Regions from separate parts of the Homo sapiens genome. Here region 2 is linked to region 1. Evidence: chromatin loops called from intact Hi-C (ENCODE). Cell type or tissue: heart left ventricle. All regions are shown on one strand. Region 1 overlaps LINC01839 (long intergenic non-protein coding RNA 1839). Region 2 overlaps EIF2B5 (eukaryotic translation initiation factor 2B subunit epsilon).

Region 1 (2,500 bases):
CAAATATCCTTATGTTAATTGATGTTCTAAAGAGAGAGAGAGAAAAAATCTTGGTCATATAGCTAGTAAGTGGTGGCAGTGGGATCAAAATCTGGTCTGACTTACTCCAAAGCCTGTGCCCTTTCCACTCTACCAGCTGCTTCCAGAGCTCCAGCTGGCCTCCTCTTTGTCTGAGATAGGATGCAAGGAAGAGAGGATGAGTGTGGAAGTGAAGATGTTTGGAGATATTGTAGAATACAGGAAGTTGAAGTAATTCAGGCTGGAGGCTAGGTCATTCCCAGGAAAATGTAAGGGATTCTACCTGCAGAGTTCGAAGGATGTGGGAATTCAACAGAGGAGCTACCAAGGAAGGGCCGACCAGGGGAGAGGGAGAGGAAAGTAGCCAAGGTGAGGCGAGCCAAGTGCCCAAACCATCAATGGCAGCATGTAGCGGTGCTCCAGAGGCAGAGAGAGGAGATCAAGAAACGTGGGGCGGAGAGGAGAGGGGAAGAGTTTGAGAAGAAACAGAATACGTCACAGTCTCAAAGCATCTCCCCCCAAATATTTATTAATTACAAAGGGAAAACTAGTCATTTTACAGTGGGGAAACCAGCAGACATCACTATAACAAAGTGATCTCAAAATATTGTTTATTAAAAGAGACAATGAGACGAAGCTCCTGGCAAGGAATAAGTGACTAAACCATGGCTGTTCTGTGGTCTTTGCAGTAATAACAATATCCTAAATGACCTGCGGCCAAAAGATCTCCCCACCTCATCCCACCTCAGTGCCAGGTTCATCTGTGCTAATGTATCACCGAGTCCTAAAGGATGACTGAGTCGTCCTTGGGTAACACGTGGTTAACGCGTGTGCATTTGACAGGGGTCTTCTGTAATAATGGGGTGATTCTCACGCGTGGGCGGGATTCAGGCACGGCAGCAGCATTGGGAGAAGTGCTTTGGGGCTGGGGTGAGAGGAGTTTGGGATCTCCACGGGTACTAGGTGCCCCCGCTGTCCTCTATGGTTGGGCTCTTGCGTGCGGCGGCAGATCCCGGGCGGCGCTTCGGCAGATCCTGGATGGCGCTTCGGCAGATCCTGGATGGCGCTTCGGCAGATCCCGGACGGCGCTTCGGCAGATCCTGGACGGCGCTTCGGCGGGGCTGGCCTCCCGCACACACTCGGGTCTCCAGAGTCGGGTGTGCGCGTTGGGGACGCTTCGTCCTGCAGTTGAACGCCCTGAAGCGGGAGAATCAGCGGCCTCCCCGACCCTGACTGCGCTGTAGGGTCTATGAGCTCCTCTGCAGCGCCCGACCTCCTTCGCCAGCAGCCCCAGCCCCCTGCGCAGAACCAGTCTACGCGGACGCCGGAGTCCCCCTGGGCTGCTGGAGAGCCCGAAAGCTCCCGGGGCCGTGTCTTCTGGGAAACGCGCCAATGCCCTCTAGTGGGCGAGCTTTGAACTTCCCTGAGGCCCTACACTGACCTGAGCAGGGGAATTAAATCTCCGGAGCGTCACCCGTGTCTTGCCGAGAGCGGGGCGCAGTGCAGCCCTGGAAGGGCGGAGAGAGTGAGGATGGTGCACACCCGAACCAGCTGGGTCGAGTCAGCCCCCTCCCAGGAGGGCGGCGTGGTCTCCTCCTGCCTCATCGTCCCCCTCCCCGTCCTTCACTCCTCCCAGCTAGAATTGGCACCATCCACTCTTCACTCTCCTTGAGCGAAAAGAAGGGAGACTTGAACACATCTATGCGCCAGGCAGCTTCACTTCTTCATCTGGAAGCTATTTCTAAAAAGGATTTGAAGTGATCACAAAGGCTTACAAGGGAACTAAAGAAAGATGGGGAAACAAAGACGCACGGGCTAGCACTGAAAATGTCTTAAGACCCTGAACGGTCACTAGACCCGGAGTAGAGATAGGACGTTAAACTTCCAAACCCTTAGAGCGTTAAGAAAGACGAGACCGGGAAAACTCCAACAGTCCTTCAGGAATCAGGAACAAAAGACCAAGGCAAGGGGAAGCAAAAGAGGAAGGGGCAGGGAAGCCATGGTAACTAAAAATAGAAAGGAAGGACAAAAGGAGAAACCACAGAACAGAGCAAAATTACTGCAGACGGATTAAACTCCCCTATTAAAAAAAAAAAAGTAAAAAGCCTAAAACGGCCTATCTACCTAGCTTCTAAGATACATAGCTGTAACAAAGTGACATTTAGAGTTTCAAAATAAAGAGGTCAGTGAGGATATACCAGGAAAGGGCTAACATCTGTACATCCCTCCAGTTGGGGGCCTAACTCTAAAATACAGCTCACTTCCACCCGTGTGTCTTCTTCGCCCCGGTGCCACTTCCTAAGGCACACCACAGTGACTTCCCACCTGTCCCATAGCTATAGCTTTCTAATTGGCGTCCTTAGCCCCCCTTGCCTTCCTCCCTACAAAGCACATATAATATTCTTTCAAAAACATAAATAAGAAGCTGGGCGTGGTGGCTCACGCCTGTAATCCTAGCACTTTGGGAGGCCAAGGTGGGTGG
Region 2 (2,500 bases), 370 kb before region 1:
GTATTTCCATGGCCAAGGTGAATATGACCTCAAGCCCCATTCTTCTGCACTTGCTTTCAAACGAGGGTTGGTGACCCCCTTGGGAGACATAAAATAGAAGCTAATGTGAATCCAGTATGGACCATCCACTCCCAATATGCTTATTGCTAGAATAGTACAGCTTGGAGCCGGACTAATAAGGTAGCCATCTGGGGGGTGGTCTGGAAATGTGCAAAGCTCTCCCCAGCAATAGTTCCAGAAGTTAGACCTGCCCCAGGAGCAGAGCGAACAGCTCACTCTTGTCCGTTTTGGAGGAGGCTACTCAGTGCATAGAGGGATCTGAGGGCCTGGTAGAGTATCCTGCTGGACTTTCCAAGGCCCCTGAGGTCCCCTTTATTGGCCTTTTGCAGGTACTGATGGCTTTCTACCAGCTGGAGATCCTGGCTGAGGAAACAATTCTGAGCTGGTTCAGCCAAAGAGATACAACTGACAAGGGCCAGCAGTTGCGCAAGAATCAACAGGTGCGTCAGGCTGTCCTCCTCTCGCCAAGATGGTTATCTCATTCCCAGGTCCTGGCCCCTAGACTCTAGGGTGGTTGGTTTCTGGGGCTCTGGTTGTTAGAGCTGTTTATCTGCCGAGGGGAGCAGGAGAGTTATGTGCACCTCCCCCAGCCGATCTCTCCTCTGCTTCTTTACAGCTGCAGAGGTTCATCCAGTGGCTAAAAGAGGCAGAAGAGGAGTCATCTGAAGATGACTGAAGTCACACTGCCTGCTCCTTTGGGTGTGATTGAGTGCCCTCCTGGCTCCTGGGCTGGGACAAGTGAGGAACTAGCTGCAGAGGGATGAGTGACCACCATCCAGGCTGAGACTGAAAGGAGCAGAGGCTGGAACTACAGTATTCTTTCCCCTGCTAGCAACCATGTGCCTCCCATCCTGACTGTGGAGTTGGGATGTGGAAGTGGGGCTGGAACAAAGCTTCTGCCTAGGGAGGAGCTAAGCAGGCCCGGCAGTTGGAGGAAGGCCAGAGGAACAGCTTTGTGCTCCGGCTTTCCCTCAGGGAACAGCAGAGAGCAGTTGGCTCTTTCTGCTGCTTGTATATGTTAATATTAAAAGAGAGAGTGGTGTATTTGGTTTGTCTCCATCCCTGACTAATCAGCCAGTGAAGTATGTGACCAGAATCACATGATAGCCTTTCCTTAACACCTGGGGGAGAGGGAGGACGGGTGTGCCAGCCACTAGGTGGTACTGTGGTACCTTGCTAATTAACCTTTCCCATGGCTCATGGGTAGTGGAGGGCGGAGGTTCTTTTCCAGCCTCTGTGGACCAACTTGTGATCCTGGGGTGGTGTGCCTAAGCCCGTTTCCATAGAGTCCCATTTTGAACACTTTTCTGCCAGAGGATTATGTTGCCAACCATATGTAAAGCCCATTAGACATGCCAGTTCCTTTCACATGCCTTTTCCAGTTGATCTGGTACTCGTTCTGTCAGGAAGCTGGGCCACGCTTCATCAGAAATAAGGAAATCAGCTCAAGGTCACATGACTCTTGAGGGGTAAAGCTAAGGACTTGACCCTCAGAATCCAGAACTCTGTCCTTCAGCGTATTGTGTTTCAGTGAAGGGAAAATTGGCCCCACAGACAAATATAACCCAGAGCCAGTAATGGAGGTCCCAAGAACACAGGAAGGCCATGTGAAGGGTGCTTTCCCTTGAGAGTGTTTACTATGTGACAGGCAAGCAGTTTTCACATATTGTTTCATTTAATCCTCACATGAGCCCCATGAAGTCTTATCCCCATTTTCAGATAAGGTGCCTGAAGCTCACAGAGCTTCCCTAGCTAGTAACTGACAGAGCCAGGTGTGATATTGGACTCTTGACCTGGAGCTTGTTACTTTGCTGTATTGCTTTAACCTTAACCAAAAGAGACATGCCTTTCTGTCTTTTCTTTTTGAGTTCCTTGTCTTCATATAGAGTGAGTCAACAATTCTGGCCGCGTGCAGTGGCTCACGCCTGTAATCCCAGCACCTTGGGAGGCTGAGGCAGGCGGATCACCTGAGGCGAAGAGTTCGAGACCAACATAGCGAAACCCCATCTCTACAAAAATACAAAAATTAGCTGGGCATTGTGGCAGGCGCCTGAAATCCCAGCTACTCAGGAGGCTGAAGCAGGGAGAATTGCTTGAACCTGGGAGGCGGAGGTTGCAGTGAGCCGAGATTGTGCCACTGCACTCCAGCCTTGGTGATGGAGCGAGACCCTGCCTCAAAACAATATAATAATAATAATTTCCTTTAGTGGTACTTAAACGGTGGCTAATGTGACTGTTGTAACAAGTGATGCTCTACCCCCCCATCCCTACCGTCCCAGATGTTACAGAACAAATGGTTGCCTTTATTCATTTTAGTTGGATAGAAAGACATAAACTGGCCTAGGCGCGGTGGCTTACGCCTGTAATCCCAGCACTTTGGGAGGCTGAGGTGGGCAGATCAGCTGAGGTCAGGAGTCTGAGACAAGCCTGGCCAACATGG

The links. Peaks named below come from ENCODE experiments on the same cell type or tissue, not always from the same donor. Only the 100,000 strongest peaks of a DNase experiment are listed, where the experiment ranks them.
Region 2: it touches region 1 in a loop (2.4-fold over the local background); 4 of 110 quality-filtered maps call a loop at or near these places.

Annotation. Positions count from the first base shown.
Region 1 is chr3:184,512,500-184,514,999 of GRCh38, forward strand. The region is part of intron 6 of LINC01839 (long intergenic non-protein coding RNA 1839); the gene reads left to right. Among named protein-coding and RNA genes, the nearest start is that of LINC01839, 38 kb to the left of the region's middle. RefSeq lists enhancers at 1,098-1,598, 1,302-1,596. In heart left ventricle, CTCF peaks have their summits at 1,420 (motif pointing left) and 1,622; DNase peaks (open chromatin) are centred at 1,002 and 1,402; H3K4me3 peaks cover 1,233 bases; H3K27ac peaks cover 505 bases; H3K27me3 peaks cover 1,330 bases.
Region 2 is chr3:184,144,208-184,146,707 of GRCh38, forward strand. It overlaps EIF2B5 (eukaryotic translation initiation factor 2B subunit epsilon), which reads left to right. Exons shown (of 16, transcript NM_003907.3): 14 at 1-17; 15 at 390-500; 16 at 677-1,104. The coding sequence ends at 736. Among named protein-coding and RNA genes, the nearest start is that of DVL3, 9.9 kb to the right of the region's middle. RefSeq lists a silencer at 1,135-1,184. In heart left ventricle, a CTCF peak has its summit at 1,199 (motif pointing right); no DNase peak of the experiment used is centred here.